Regions from separate parts of the Mus musculus genome. Here region 2 is linked to region 1. A link is a loop called in an ENCODE intact Hi-C map of the cell type or tissue named here. Cell type or tissue: gastrocnemius. All regions are shown on one strand.

Region 1 (8,000 bases):
GTGTGCACGGGCCTACCCTCTGTCTGCCCCTCTGTCTCTGTCTCTCTCTATCTATCTCTGTCTCTCTCTGTCTCTCTCTGTCTTTCTCTCCCTCTCTCCCTCTCTCTCTATCTGTATGTGTGTATGTGTGTACACAGCAGTTGTATTCCTGGATATATATATATATATATATATATATATATATATATATATATATCCCAAAAAATGTGCACATATGTACTCCAAGAGATGTGTACTAGAATGCTGACAGTAATTCAAGGACAGCTAAAATATAAAAGCAACCAAATGGCCATCACCCATTGTGGAGCTGGCAGTGTAGTATCCTATAAGCAATGAGACAAACAAGCTCCCACTGCAAACAATGTGGCGGAACCTCACAAATCCAGCATTGCAACCATGAAGCCTAGCAGAATAGATATACACTATAACAATCCCATATAAAACTAATCAACAGACAAAGTCAGTGTGTGGCAACAGAAGCAAGGAGATGTGGCCTACATTAGGGAAGTGAAGGCATGGCTGAAAAGAGGCAGCAACCCACTGAGGGCTGGGAATTCCCCTTTCTGACATGAGTCAGACTGAATGCAGAGGTATACTTTCTCGTGAAAACTCCTGAGTGTCTTCATTTATGATTTTGGCATTTGCGATTCTGTACAGTATCTGTACATGTGTCTTCTGTTGTTTCAATAAAAGCTTGTCTTTTGATGCACTTAAGAATACATACTTCTCTAGCAGAGAACCCAAGGTAGTTTGTCAACGCCTGTGCCAGATGTCTCATAACCCCCATAACATCAACTGCAGGAATCGGTCTTTTCTGGACATGCATATGTGCACATGCAAACACAATTTAAAAACTAATAAATACTTGGAAAATGTTTGCTTAAAAAAATAAGTGGGCTGCCATGATGTCTCTGTTAGTAAAGCTTGCTGCACAGGCAGCAGAAGGACCCACATTTTACTGAAACCTGTGGCCCACATAAAAATCTGAGTGCAGTGTGTGCCTATAATCTCAGCACTAAGGAGGCGGCGACATGAGGACCCCTGAGACTTGCTCCAGATTCAATGTCAGATCTTGTTTCAAAAAAAAAAAAATGTGCAGAGTGGCTGAGGAAAACACCCCCTGTCAACTTCAGGCCCCTCCCCCATGTGCACAGAGACAGCACTTTCATCGTCCCAGACGATCAGGACATAGGATTCAGAGGCTTGGCCTTCACAGGATAGGAAGTGCACCCAGAAAACTTTGACCACCTCTTGTAGCAGCTTCTGTCTTGAGGGGTCCTGTGATGCAGGCTTCCAGGCTGATGTGTCATTCCACTCCCAGAGGAATAGAATATCTCCTATTCCTGTCACGTTCTTCCCTTCCACAAAGCAGTCTGATGGCCTCCAAACTCACCTTAAAGTTAGACCTGCAGATGGTAGCCGCCTGGCTCATTCCTTCTCCTGTCAGAAATTGAGAAGTAATACTTATACAGATTTAGTCCTGCTGACCAGGAAGAAAACTGCTTCCAGCTCTCTCATGAACATGACACCTGCCCCTTCCTAGTTACAGGTTCTGTTCAGGATCAGTTTCCTTAATCATCACCATCATCTATAAAACCAAAGCTGTAGTTTCCCTGTTTCACAGATGACAAACTAAGGTATTGTTTGGTACTTGCCCAAGCTCCAAAGCTGGACAAGAGTAGAGCTGAGACCTTCACCACGGCCTGCGTAGTAGGCCCCTCACATCACAGCTTGGCCTGTAAAGCCAGCCCCTCACACCACAGCTTAGTTGCAGACTAGCTCAGTGGAGGTAGGCCATCAACATGGCTCCCTAGTCTGCCCAGGATATGGCTCACGATCAAGCCCTACTTCTCATTCTCATGAGCCCGTGAGATCAGGCTTTTAAACAGGTGTTTAAAGAAATGTACCACATATCTGGGTTACAGTGTAAGGTAGGTGGCAGTGATAGAGGTAGACGCTGGCTAGAAGGTTGCAGAGTCCAACACAGGGTGGAGGACAAGGCCTCCCCTGTAGGACAATGCATCCCAACTGGAGGATGGCCCTCACACTCTTCTTTCTTTACAAGAGCCCCACACAGCCTCCAGGCTGGAACAGGTGCCTCTAGTTCCACCCAGCAATGCTCAGGATCCGCTGGGGCAATGGAGCCTGGCTGTGCCTGCCTGCTGAGCCTAGGCAATACCACTCACCCATCACATACCTTTCAAAGAGACAGACAGGTTGATATCAAATGTGTAGGGCTGGCTGTGGCAGAGATATGGCAAGGGCTTGGGGTCCTAAAAGGCAAGAGCACATCAAAGCTGTAGCTGTCAGTGGGGGCTGAGTTCCCAGCAGCCTCTGCTCTCCAATACAGAGTGTGACATATGGCAGCAGTGACAGATGTGAACTGGAGAAGTCCTGTACACTGCCCTTGGTCAGAAGGTCACACATGCCACACTTGAGAAAATAAGCTGATGGGTGAATGTACAGAGAAATAGGTTAGAGATCACAGGAAGTAACAATGCTTCAGGAAGCTGAGGGAGGATAGACTTGGGAGGGGGACAATGAGAGGTCAGAGATTGGCCACAGAACCTGTAAGGAAAAGCTAGGACAATAGTGAGGGCAAGGTGGATGCCCTGGAAGGCAGAGTCCCTGGCAGCAGTGAAGCTGGCAGCCATCTTTGGTGCTGGAACAGCTGGGAAGGCCATTGATGTCCAGGCAGAGTGCTGCACATTGAACAAACAGTGTTGTTCCAAAATACAACACAAAAATCATTTAGCAGGACATAAGATAACTCTGGGTAGTCTGAACGACTATGCGTTTTTAATGGTGACAGTGTGACCAGTGATGCTTGTGGGGAGTACAGCTCCTTCCCAGTGTACTAAGGGTTAAATTAGAAACTACTTTAGAGAAAACCCTGCTGATTCGTTGGGAAGGGGCAGGAATGGTGACAGCTGTACTTAAACAGTCCTTGGGAAGGATGGAGGCAGTCAGCATCCAATCATCTCTGTGAAGATAGAGCTGGGCGAAGGACTGTGAAGGAGGATGGGGACCATTAAAGCAGGAGCCCAACAGGTCCTGGGTGGCCAGAAGATGAGAAGGACAGTGGAGGGACAGAGACAAAGAGGAGGGAGACCACCAGAGGGGAGACGTGGGTGCTGTGGTGGGAAGTGTTGGGGAAGATCCAAGGAGACAGAATGGAACTGCAGGGACTTTTATGAAGAACCAATTTGCAGGGGAAAGTCCCAAGAGTGTTCATGCATAAAATGACATGGATGGGTGAGGGAGAAAGTGCAGCAGTACACAGCTGGTGAGACAATGCCAGGGAGAGTGTGGGGAGGGAAGGCAGGGAGCCAGGAGCAGAGCAGAGCCCTCTGGAGATTTAGACCCAGAGATGTGGGAGGACCAGATAGGTCATTTACCAGAGCCGTGTTTGAGAGAAGTTAGGGCCTTCAAGGCATTGGCCATAAGAGCTGGGTGACTGTAATGAAGGGGTGGGATATTGCACTGGGAACCCTGTTGGACACACACACACACACACACACACACACACACACACACACACACACACCTTTTCCCTTATAGCCTCTATTCCAAAATGCATTCTGCAAATTAGACTCTAGAGGGAGCCATTGCACAAAACAAAATGCAGGATCCACCAAGCATCACCATGTCTCAGTATCAGAGGGCAACAGGAAAGGGCGGAAGCCGGAACTTAGAGCAGAGTTTTCAGCAGAAGGGTGCTTACCTGCTTTGGGTTTGGCACCACAAAGGGCATGAGGGCATCCATAGGCACCACCCACGGGGAGATTGTGGTTCCAAAGCTTTTCCCCAGGAATGGCCCAAGTGGGACGTACTCCCATTGCTGGATGTCTCGTGCTATGAAAAGACAGCAAGCTTAGGTCTCACCGTGGCTTACAGACTCACTCCAAGCTGCTTCCTGTCCTTGACCTACATGGACCTCTCTACATGGCTCTGGCCAACCAGATCTCCCAGGGAACAAACAGAAAGGTATTCAGTATGAAGACAGAGGTCCTTGGAGGTGCTGTGCTAGGGAACAATGAAGGATGACAGGACAGTCCCTACCAAGGGCCTGAATGGGGGAAGGCCCTCTCCTGAGATTTCTGGACCCACTTCCTCTTACACATGGTATCAGGGTGTAGAGCTGGGACTCAGATGCTGGGCTGATGAATAGTAAGGCTCAATTCAGCCACTGACTAAAATCCCTCCATGTACAGCTCTTCATCAGCAGCTGATGGTGCTGGCAACAGTGAGTGGAGTGTGTAGGGCTTGATAAAGCTTTAGGTTCTGTCAGCTCCATCCTTCCACTTATGAGAAAGCTACTCAGGGAAGCTGTGACTGCCCCACACCCACAGAGTCAGAAGTCTGCATGGTATCACCCCTGTAGTACTTAGGCCTCCTGTCCCATACCCAACTCCTGTGTGTGCCCCTAAGAACAGAACATCAGAGGAAGCTGGGCCACCAGGCATTACCGCTCCAGTCGTTCATGAGGACCATCCCGAAAATGTGTTCATGGGCTTTGGAAATGGGGATTGGCTCTCCGAATCTGTTCCCAGGGCCTACGAAGAAAGCCTGCCATGGAGAAAGTTGGTAAGAATCTAGATGACCCGATGCTCTGGGTCACTGTGGCTTACAGAGCAAAGGGAAAATATTTTCAAAGTTCAACCAGGGACTAGGGCTGCCTGAGGACCTGGCATTACTTCCCTGGGTCTCTAAGGTGGGAAGTCTACTCACATGAGCCCTTTCCCCCCTAGCCCCAGGGCACCCCAGGCCTTTCTGATTCTTCCTCTGTATTCCAGGCTCCATACCCTCACATCTGACAGTATATGACACTTGTAAAGAATGAAAACATCAGGGGTGCTCATTCCAGGAGGATTGACAAGTTGACTTCACAGCCCTACCTATCCCAAAAGGAATGGCATCTGTCCAATAGCCATGGACCAAGAGAACATCTAGCAATCATGTCTAAGGGAAACTAAGTGCGGGGGAGAAGGAATTCCTTGAGCAGTACAGAATCATCTACGTTCATGGCTAGGGTCACTGTTTTATTTGTCCTTGAGATAGGGTTTAAACAGTGCAAAATCTTCAAGATACACACACACACACACACACACACACACACACACACAGAGAGAGAGAGAGAGAGAGAGAGAGAGAGGGAGAGAGAGAGAGAGAGAGAGAGAGAGCTGAGGGCACCGAGGCATGAAGGACCCCATCTCTTTCAAATTCAGGGGATCTCCACCTCATTTCTCACAACTACATATGAGTCTTCAGCACTCTCAAAATAAAGTGCTTAATTTAAATAAAGAGTGGAGCCTTAGTGTGGGTCTTTCTAAAGTGATAGAGGCCCTGCCACCGGGCCTTGATGCTTGCTGTTCATGTGACATTGTATAAAATCACCATGAATGTGACAGAAAAAAGGTGGACCGGTGCTCCCACAAGATGCAACAAGCTGGGTTTTCATAGTCTCTGGCTACAACACTCACCATATTTTACCTCTTTCTGTTAAAGATAGCTGACATAGTGTTGGCTCAACAACACTGTATTCCCCAACAACAGCTACAACTTAGGTATGAATGAGGCTTTTCTAACACTTGTTAGAATTGCCCTCCTGCAGTTAGGGAACCACAATGGACCTCCACTTGGGAGGCATTGTAAATAATAAAAGTAGTTCAAATGTGGAAAATATGTGGAGAAAAAAAACCAAAAATATAGCATGTTTTTATAGCATGAGACCTGAAACACGAAGACAGGGAGCCTGGTGTGACCTCAACTGGGGACAAATGTGTGTATCAGGAGACTCAAATTTTCCACTTCTCTGTGTGGCAATGACTTGTGTTAATATTTGGGTTGCAAATAAGTTTCAGCAAGTGGGAGAATTCACAAACACAGAATCTGAAGAAAGAACATCAACTGCATTCAGTGGTCACATGGGGACATGGGCTGCTATTTGTGGCCAAACAGGTGTGAAGTGCCGCCCCAGAAAGAGAGCTTTACTGCCACAGCGCTTTGTAGATCCCATTCAACAAAATTCCACACAGAACTCACCATTTCCAACTCCATGTCTAAGAGTCTGCAGGCACCATACACAGGAGGCTTTGCTGGAAAGATGGCAGATAAAAGCAACCATCAATACCAGGCTACAGAGCTCATAGCAATAGAGAGTGGAATTAGGGTACTGGAGTCACTTACAGTTATCAGGTCTCATCTGCCCCATGGGTCTTCGAATCGGGGTTCCAGATACCACAATGGAGGAAGCTCGGCCATGGTATCCCACAGGTAAGTGGAGCCTGATAAAGGAGGTGGTGATAGTGAACTGAACTTCAGAAAGAGACAGAGTGGATGTACACTCACTATTCAAAAATTAAAACATGTCCCCAAGTGTCCACTGATAGATGAATGGAGAAAACAAATGTGGTCTATCACACAGGGGTGGGGCGGAGTGGGGGGGGGGGAAATGATTCAGCTTTAAGGAGAAAAGGGGAAGGTCACACATGCAATCACAGCACTCAGAAGACAGAGGCAGGAGTACCAGCAGTGTAAGGCCAGCCTCCTACACATTGTAAGTTCTAGGCCAACCAGAGCTAGCTATACAGTGAGGAGGAGGAGGGGGAGGATGACGAGGAAGAGGAAGAGGAAAAGGAAGAAGAGGAGGAGGAAGAGCTGGAGGAACAGGAAGAGGAGGAGGGACAACTAAAGAACCCAGGCTTCTTTGATCAGACAGTGCTCTGCTGCTTCCTTTGTGGACTCTGCCCATCTCTAATTAAACAAAACAAAACAAAACAAACAAACAAACAAAAACCCTGGGAATAAATCGTAAAGCTCAGAGCAAATAGGTATCCAAGGCTGGGGAAAACTGTTAGAAGATACTTGTAAAACAAGAATATGGAGAGGAAATAAAAGAGTTTTTCCAAATATCAAAATAAGTACAGCGAGGCTAGGGGTGGTCTTAGATGAGCACACAGACCTGTGTGGGTGAGAAGACAGCATGTGGTGAATACCTATGGTTATTTGAATGAAGCAAGAGGTTAGGCCTGCAGTACACCGAGTGGCAACTCCACAAAAGATCTGTCCATACCCTAACCCCCAAGAAGATGTAGAAATAATCTTTTTAGATGTAACTAGTACCCCAGGATCATCTCAGCATCCATATATCCTAGAGTGTCCTTGTACAAGGTAGAAGACATGGAGAAGAAGAAACAGTCGTATGAAGATAGAAACAGATGGGAGTGATACAGCCACAAGGACTGTCCACGGCACCAGAAAAATGGACAACAGGGTCACACTTGCCGGACACAGCAGGCTGGGTCGGTCTCCAGGCTCCTGCTTAAGGTGGGTGGATTTAACAGACTGCTGCTCTGCACAGGTTCAGGCTGTGTTTATCCCCAGCCAATCAGAAACTGTTTGCATGACTTCAGGGAAAATGACCCAGCAGACTATCTAGCCTCAAAGGAGCTGGCTGTCATCAGGATGCCAGATCAGCAGGATGCCTCTACCAAATGTCAGGGATCAGAATGTGAGGAGCAAGTCTGGATGAGGAAATGGGACCCTACCTTCATCTGAACCAAACTGAGGGGCCTCAATCTTTGACCTGGATTTCCTTAACATCAGGGTGGAACACGGTGTGACCTTTTGTTTCCCAGATGCACATATTCTTTATTACAGAGATAATACTTGAACTCTAAAATGCTTGAACGTAATTTAGATTTCTGACCCTTTTTTTTTTCTGAATGCTAGCGCAATAGTAGCAGAACAGTAATAGGCAGGCTGCCAATAAAAGGATCTAGGGGGAATCGAGCATTGCAGGGGGTCGAATCCCCATGACTGTTCTCCAGGGGAGAGCTGAAAGGACAATTCCACAGGCCGGTGATAGGCTGGATAGCCTAGGACCTCAAACTCATGCTGAGGGAACCAAAAGCCAGGCCTGCTCTTTCTAGAGGACGCAACATCATCAGTTTTGTTTTTTCCCTAGGCTACTTTGACCAAACAGGGTCTTTGCTGCT
Region 2 (8,000 bases), 190 kb after region 1:
ACTGATGATTGAGAATCCAACTGGTGATTCACAAGCAGCAATACCAGCCCATCTTAAGGTTTCAGGTTAGGCCATTATTCAAGGAGGGAATGAGCGCCAAGCTGACTCCATGAGAGGCTGCAAGATGCCAGTTCAGGAGACTAGGCCTAAGTTTCTGTTTCCCAGAACTGAGCAGACCAGTTCTTGGAAAAACCACAGCCCATGAACAGCCAATCAGAAGCTGCCCTGCCAAGGTTAGTCAGCAAGGGTTCTTGTAAAGTCCCCAGGCCCCCAGTGATGAGTTTGGAAAGCCCACAGAACTCTAGCCAATCCCAGAGTTACCCATACCCCTAGAGTTAGAGCCAACCATTTGGGTCACCTACCTCTTCTTGGAATTCCCCCTAATAACCTTTAAATTGAGCCTACAGAGCTCACCTTGAGGTTACCATTTTTATGAATTGTAGACCCTTGCATGCTGGATTTCTGCAGAATAAATGCTCTTTCCTTTTGTATACCATTTGTGTCTGGGGTATCATTCTTCAGTGCTTCATGGACCTCAACACTTATTCCTATTAATGTTGATTAATGAACTTACACTTGATTGCATGGACTATAAATTGAGATTATCATTATTATCTTGCTCAAAATTTCCTAGCATGGGACTCCCAAGTTGGCTCCTGGACTCCTTCCCTTTTAAAACATTCTTTGTGGCTCCATGGATTATTCAAAGTTTTTTTTTTTTTCCCTTAGCCTCAAATTCTGAATGAATGCTTTCTTCCAGAAGCCCAGGGTTTGTTTTTGTTTGTTAGTTTGTGTGTGTGTGTGGGGGGAGTTGTTTGTTTTGTTTTTGAATGTAGGATGACATTTAGGAACTAAGATCTAGATGTTACACCTCATTGTATTGCCAGGATTGTCATTGCTCCAAGTCCTCTCACAGTGGAATCCAGTTTGTGTGTGTTAGCTTATCTCTACCTCCATATCTATTTTTGTAGTTCTTTTTCCAACATGAAACAAACTTGTCATTTTTCACAATGCAAGTGCTTATTTTTTCAGTCCTAAAATACAGACAAAATTCTTTCACTGTTGATAATTTATACTCCTGTGAAAAACAAAAATATCAGCTCAAACACAATATCTACATATGATTCTTTTCTATTTAGCATGCACCATATACAGTCAAAATACTGTTTTCCAAGGTTGCTTAAATCAGTTGTGTTCTTTGCTACTTAGTTTGTTGTAGTCACGTTAATAATTCATAACGTAATGCCCTCAGTTTGCTCGTGCTTGTATTCTATTTTGACTTGCCAAAAATGTGTATTCAAACCCTTTGCCCATTTGGAAAACTTGATTATTTATTGCTTAGTTATTAGTTCTATACATAATCTGGGTAAAGGTTTCTCATATAATTTTCAACTATTTTTTCCATTCTTTAATTTGTCCTTTTGTTCTCTTGATTATCTTTTGACAATCAATGAAATGCTTTAATCTAAGTCCAAACTTCCCTTTATTTACTTATATCTTGTGTCTTTCCTGAATCAACTTTACAAATTTATGATTTTTTTCCTTCTAAAGGCTTTATTTTGCTTCCTATATTTAGACTTGGCATCTATTTTGATTTAAAATGTGAATACAGTGCTAGAGAGAGGTCCATCTTTCCTCTTTGGCCTATGAACACTTACTTGTCTTGGCATCACTTGTTGAAGATTAGCCCTTACAGAATTATCTTGAGGGCTGGAGAAATGGATCAGTGGTTAAGAGCACTGGTTGCTCTTCCTGACTCTTCCTGAATATGGGGATTCAATTTCCAGTACCCATATGACAATTCATTTGCCTCTGTCCAATTCCAGAGGATGTGATGCTCTCTTCTGGCCCCTTTGGGCACTGCATGCCAGTGGTACACACACATGCCATCCACTTCATGTATCATCTGTCTATCTGTCTGTCTATCTGTCTATCTATCTATCTATCTATCTATCTATCTATCTATCTATCTATCAAGTATATATGTGTATATAAAGATTTATCTTGAACAGTCTTGTCATTAAATTGATTATCCAGAAATGGTGAGGAAGAACCCTTAATTGCCAGCTTCCAGAACTGTGGGTGAACACACTCTTGTCTATTGTAAATTACCCATTATAAATTTCTGGTTATTATAAACAGGTATTCTGTTATGGAAGCCAGTTGTTTAGACCTTTATCCACAGAAATACAAGTCTTTGCAGTATATGCTATAATTTTTCCCCAGCTTGTTAGATATCATTTTGTTTTTTGCTGTGACAGTTTAAAGTATTTTGTTAGCAAAGCTATCTACCTTTTGCTTCACTACCTATGCTTCTGAGAAAAGATTTTCTCAATAAGGTTATTGTCTTATTTTCTTTGGAACTTATAGAGTCAGTTTTTACACTATATCTCTAATTAATTTAGGTTTTTTTCCTTATGAATGTTGTTTCAACACTTATTTATTAAAAAAAAAGAATGTCCCAGTGGTTTGAGATGGCTTTAGATCTATTTTCTGCCTTTCCGTTAGTCCACAGTCCCTTTGAGTATTACAGCATCAGCACTGCCTTATAAATCAGGCTTTACAGTCTGACTTAATATCTGGAAGCCATAATCTCCACCTGTGATCTTTATTTTCAATGCTTTTTTTTTAAAAAGTTTGAAATGCTTGAATTCTCATATGAACTCACTGTTAACATGGGTCTACCAAACTTTCACATTACCTTGTAAAATTTTAGAATCCAGCTTGTTATTTAAAAGATTTAAGACCTTTATAGGCTGAAAATGAACTCTTAATCCACTGGATTTCCTGGTTGTTCATATAGGGTAACTGTAGTGCTCTTCTCTATATGTGCGACAGTGTTGTTACCAGACTCTCCCAACACAGAAGTACCCCAGGGTCTCTCTCCACTTTCCAATAAGCTTTCTGTGAAGACTTCCTACAGGAGAACCAAGTTCGAGTTATTCTACAGTGACATGACTGCCGAACTCTGTGACAATAAAGATCAGGATGACTCTCTCTGAATTCTAAATTCTCCAGAGGTAAGAGAACAACGTCCTCTAGGCAGGGCCTATTTCTGTATGTGGTCCATGTGGTTCACCAGCCAAGGTACCCACTCAAATGGAGGAAGATGCCTTGTAGGTCGAGGGAGTCTTTTGTTCTTTAACCTATAGGAATTAGTACCTGGGGGCAGCAGGTCTTTTTCTATCTTGCCACCTCAATCTAGCAGTCCTCAAGGAGCCAACAACAGGAACCTGGGCTGCAGCACCACTAGCAGTGGGCAGCACCAGACACCTCATCGCCCCCTGCTGGAGACAGCGTGTGCCGCAGGCGAGGCTGGATAGCGTTGGCCCCTGTGATCTCAGTTCTTTCAGAATCGAAGGACGCTGAGCGATGGGTATAGATGAGGCAGCATCTGCAGCCCCCATGGCTGGAGGTCCCAAATTCTGAGGCGATTGTATAAGCCCTGTGTACCTCGCATCACAGAAACTACGGTTTTGAAAGTCCAATACACACGTTTTTTTCTCTTTCTTTCTTTCTTTTTCTTAATCTGCGCAGGCGCAGTTCCGGCGCGCACCCGGCCTCTCAGGTGGGTACGTGTCATCCGGTGGGGCCGGGTCCTCCCGTGTTGCTCACGTCCACAGTGAGACTCAAGTCTTCTTTTATAACGCGTAGTCATTTTGGGAGCGCGCTTTTGATCCGATGGTCGCTCTGGCCACTTGGGGGCGCACAAACTTGTAGTTAGCTCCTCTGAGAGCATTGGCCTGTCTGGTAGTGGATTTTGTTTTCCAGAATGAAACCCTTGTCCCATTAAGAGGAAGACTTTGTCAGTGTTTTAGATAGAGCACGGTAAATGTAGGTTACTTATTATTCAACATCTAGTAGTACCCGAGGGATGAAAAAAGATGATATCTTCCCTATAAAGCAAGAGAAAATCGTGAAGACGAAGAATACAAAAACAACAGCCATGTACCTATGTATGTATGTATGTATGTATGTATGTATGTGGCAACCTAGATGGGAGAGCTGGAACATTTTCTAAAGGAATATGATCAGGTGAGTTTACACGAGGGAAACAAGTGATGTTTTCAAAGGAAAGCAGAGTGATGGAGCCTTGGAAGACACATCTGGATTTAATCTGGCTTCTCTGCTTTTGCATTAGCTTCATCTTTGTACTGGTTAATTCTGAACCTGTTTCCTTATCAAGATAATAATAGATAAAATTACCCTTGCAAACCCATGGTGAGAGTTAGAGTTGTGGAAAGAGAGGTAGGATGAACGTTTTTTTTTTTTTTTTTTCTTCCTGTACTGGCTAAGTTAGCATTCAGGGTTATCCTTATAGTCCCTGAAAGGAGCAGATTGCTTTTCTGTTTTGCTTTTGTTTCTTTTTGTTTTCTGTTTTTGTTTTGCCAGGGATGGGAAACTAGGGCCCCAGGCATCCTGGAATAGCAGCTCTATTGTCTGGGTTTACTATGTCAGAAACATGATTGGACATGTTTGTGTTTTTCTACGTCAGAGTTTATTATTAATATTACTATTGCAATAAATTGACAATGTATAGAGGTTTTAATGGCAGCTATTTGGAAGATATTTCTGCTTTCCTTGGCAACCCTGGATGAAGTAAACACAGTTTTTTTTTTTATTCTACTCTTAATATTAAATCTCAGTTCACATAGTACACAACTCATCTTAGCATAAACTCCCTCCCCCCTTTCTTCTTAAAAAACCATTCCTGCAGTGCTTCCTGCTGCTGTCTTTGTGGGGTGCAGAGCAGCCCACTGATCCTTCTAGGGTAAATAAATCTCCTTTGGAGTAAGGGTTTGGTGTATGGGTGTGTTTTGTGTAGACTTGGAGGTCCTTTCATTTTGGTGATGTGACTAAGATTGGCTAGTAGCTCTGCCCTCCCTTCTACACTTTCTGGTCCTTCTGTTGCCTCAACTTCTTATCCCCCATTTCTTGCTGTTTCAAGCATCCCCTAGGTTTTTTGGGTTTTGATAGATCATTGAGCATTCCTGCTCTGTTCTATTGTCCCTGCTCTGTCTTGTGGGACCAGAAAGACTGCACCGAGCCACAAACTTTATTGGTTTGGGCAGACTCGTATGGATGATTCGTAGGCATTTTCTGTTGAGTTTGGCATTGTTTGTGGATTCCCCTTCAAAATCTGGTGTCTGTTATTAAACGTCCAAAAATCCTGTTAATAGGTTAAAAAATGTCTAGTTTCCTTTACCTCAGACCTTACCACCTTTATCAAACATTTTATAACACAATCTTGTGACCATACCTTTCATGACGTCTCTATGCTCCTTTCCAATAACCTCCTCTCTGGGTAATGCATACATGTATGGAAAAAGGCCTGTGACCATGCAGATCAAATACACCAAACACACAGGACCTACCTTGCCAGAGCTGCAGCAGCCTCTAACATAGATACTCATTGAGATTACAATGACGGTGATGATTATCAGGCCAGGGACTGGTTTATTACTTGTCTCCTTTCTGGCCTGAGGAGAGCTACCCTAAAACCAATTAACTTTCAAAAAGTCCATGAGATAATTGGGCAAGCCTGAAAATCCCTCTCATTTCCTCTGATGCACCACACAGTCCCTACTTGAACATGCAAACATAGACCTAGACACCTTAGTTGACCAACAACTTTTTATGATCTATGTTTTGCTCAGTTCTACTCAGACATAAGGGCCAAATTCAAATGACCAAGGCCTACTTTTACCCCAAGCCAAGGTTCTGGCCTTGGCTTTTAAGGTCTTCCATAATTGTAATGAGTGCAACACAAGTACTAACTCTTGGATCAGGATCTCTAATGAATTCCCAGAAGGAGCCACTAGGTCCCTGCTTCAAGTGTGGCAAGGAAGGTCACTGTGCCTGCACCTGTTCAAATCTTTGAAGGCCTACCTGTTCTTGTTCTAAGTGTCCACAGGGTTACTGGGGATCACTAGGGCACAACTTCCCTGGGTTCCATCCAGCCTTCCTGAATTCTTCTTGGACCTGTTTGGCCTAGCAACTGAGGACTGACAGGGCCTGGGCTCTGACCACGTCCATTAAACTCTAGGAGCCTAGGGTCTCACTTCTGTCAGGTTGCCTCATCACATTCCTCCTGTATACTGGGTCCACTTTCTCAGTCATGATGGAATTCTGGGGGGTCCACTCACCCCCTTTCCCTCTTTCATATCCCTCCCACTTAGCTGGAGTACATAGCCACCTTTCCAGACCCCTCCCTTAACTTGTTCTTTTAAAGGCTTTTTCTTTCCCCACTCCTTCCTCTTTATATTTTCATGCCCTATTCTTTTACTAGGGAGAGATGTCCTCTCTGAAATAATAAATATGCCTTCCAACCTGGCCACAACTCTGTGTCCCTCATCCTCCTTTCTTTGACCTCCACTTGTACTCTTTCTCTCTCCTGAATCCTCAGACCACTCCTGTCCCTTGTTCCCTTTTTTAGTCAATCCTGCCACCTGGGATACCACGTGTTCTTCTCTTGCTACACATCACAAACCCCTTCAATTATATTCAAAGACCCTTCTGCCTACATCTCAAAACCTCAATACTCCCTACCCCCAACCAGCCTCAAAGGCCTCAAACCTATCATTCATTTGTTTGTAAATCCAAATGGCTTCTATGCCCTACCTCTTTACCCTACAATATCCCCATATTGGCAGTCAAAAATCCTAAGAGAAGTTTTCACTTGGTCTAGGACCTTCACTCAATTAATGTTGCCATTATCCCTCTACACCAGGTGGTCCCCAACCCTTATACTATCCTCTCTGCTATTTTTTCTATTATGCCATTTTGGATATGTAATATGTTTTCTAAAAGTAAATAACCCATCGTTGCTTAATTGGCATTTTAGGTGTTTAAATAACTGTATATATTCAACATTAACTCTTTTTCATTTCATTTTTTTCTGTTTAGAACTCCCTAGAAATCTAAGGTATATCTTTTCTTCTAAATGGCTCCTGCATTCACTTGCCAAAGTGCCTCATGCATTAAGCTCTTGCTCTTAATTTTATTTTGGTTTACTATAGTCTTTTAAATTATTTTTTAATTTAAATTTTATCGTATTATGATGAGAAAAGATACATAATTTCAATTTATCTGAATTTGTTAACATTTAAAAACATATTTTGAGTAAATAGACTTACATCACATTCTTCTTTCCCTTTTGTACCCCAACTCCTCCTGGAGATCCCTTCAAAACATGCAATACCTCTTGTTTTCTTATCATATTCTTTAAAATTTGTAAAATATTGTAACAATAAAATGAGTATTATAAAAGTTGTTTTATATAAAACAAGTCAATTGAACAGTCTTATGTAGATGCTTGTCTACAGCAATACTGAAAATACATGTTTTTCTCAATATAAATTTAAATCACTCCAAATATATTAACTGTTTGTTTGTTTGTTTGTTTGTTTTGTTTTTAGTAGAGCTTAAAATCTTGGCTCTTACTGTGGTACAAACACAAAATAAGAACAATTTTTGGACATTGGAGTTCATTGTAATAAGGCTGTACTTCAATGTTCCTCACATTACCAAAGGATTTTACCCCCATAGTAGGTAAGCTAAGAGTTGACAGTACTGCTGTGCAAGGAATGAATTGTAGGCACAATTTTTGGATACAGATTTCCTGCTATGGTCAAAGCTATTTACCTTGGCTGATTGTTATCATTCTCTGCCCTCAGGGAACAGGTTACATTCATTTAAGAAATGGTGTGTGTATCAAGACAGTCTATCCATGAAGTCATGGTTCTGCTTGGAGGGTGGCACAGACGTTAGGTGAGGGTAAGATTCTGGTTCATTGGCTGTGATGATTTTGAAAAGCATTCATCTCAGAATAAGAGTAACTTATAAAGTCCTCTTCTTCAAAATTGATACAATAATTATAAATATCAAGCAAAGTCTTCAGTCTCAATCTTTGCTGTTCTCTTACAAGCCACCTCCCAAATTAATTGTCTACATTTCTTTTGGCTGTATAAATAATCATGCTTCCCCTGTCTCAGTCTCTC

Evidence for each region. Hi-C counts contacts between places; a loop is a spot of excess contacts. Peaks named below come from ENCODE experiments on the same cell type or tissue, not always from the same donor. Only the 100,000 strongest peaks of a DNase experiment are listed, where the experiment ranks them.
Region 2: it touches region 1 in a loop (5-fold over the local background); 33 of 42 quality-filtered maps call a loop at or near these places.

What each region holds. Positions count from the first base shown.
Region 1 is chr7:84,590,989-84,598,988 of GRCm38, forward strand. It overlaps Fah (fumarylacetoacetate hydrolase), which reads right to left. Exons shown (of 14, transcript NM_010176.4): 6 at 6,190-6,287; 7 at 6,046-6,098; 8 at 4,470-4,569; 9 at 3,725-3,855; 10 at 2,198-2,273; 11 at 1,394-1,440. Among named protein-coding and RNA genes, the nearest start is that of Fah, 11 kb to the right of the region's middle. In gastrocnemius, a CTCF peak has its summit at 3,613 (motif pointing right); DNase peaks (open chromatin) are centred at 3,256 and 3,686.
Region 2 is chr7:84,776,055-84,784,054 of GRCm38, forward strand. It overlaps 2610206C17Rik (RIKEN cDNA 2610206C17 gene), which reads left to right. Exons shown (of 5, transcript NR_038175.1): 5 at 1-495. Among named protein-coding and RNA genes, the nearest start is that of Olfr291, 74 kb to the right of the region's middle. In gastrocnemius, CTCF peaks have their summits at 3,288 (motif pointing left) and 3,699 (motif pointing right); DNase peaks (open chromatin) are centred at 3,298 and 3,651; H3K4me3 peaks cover 897 bases; H3K27ac peaks cover 587 bases.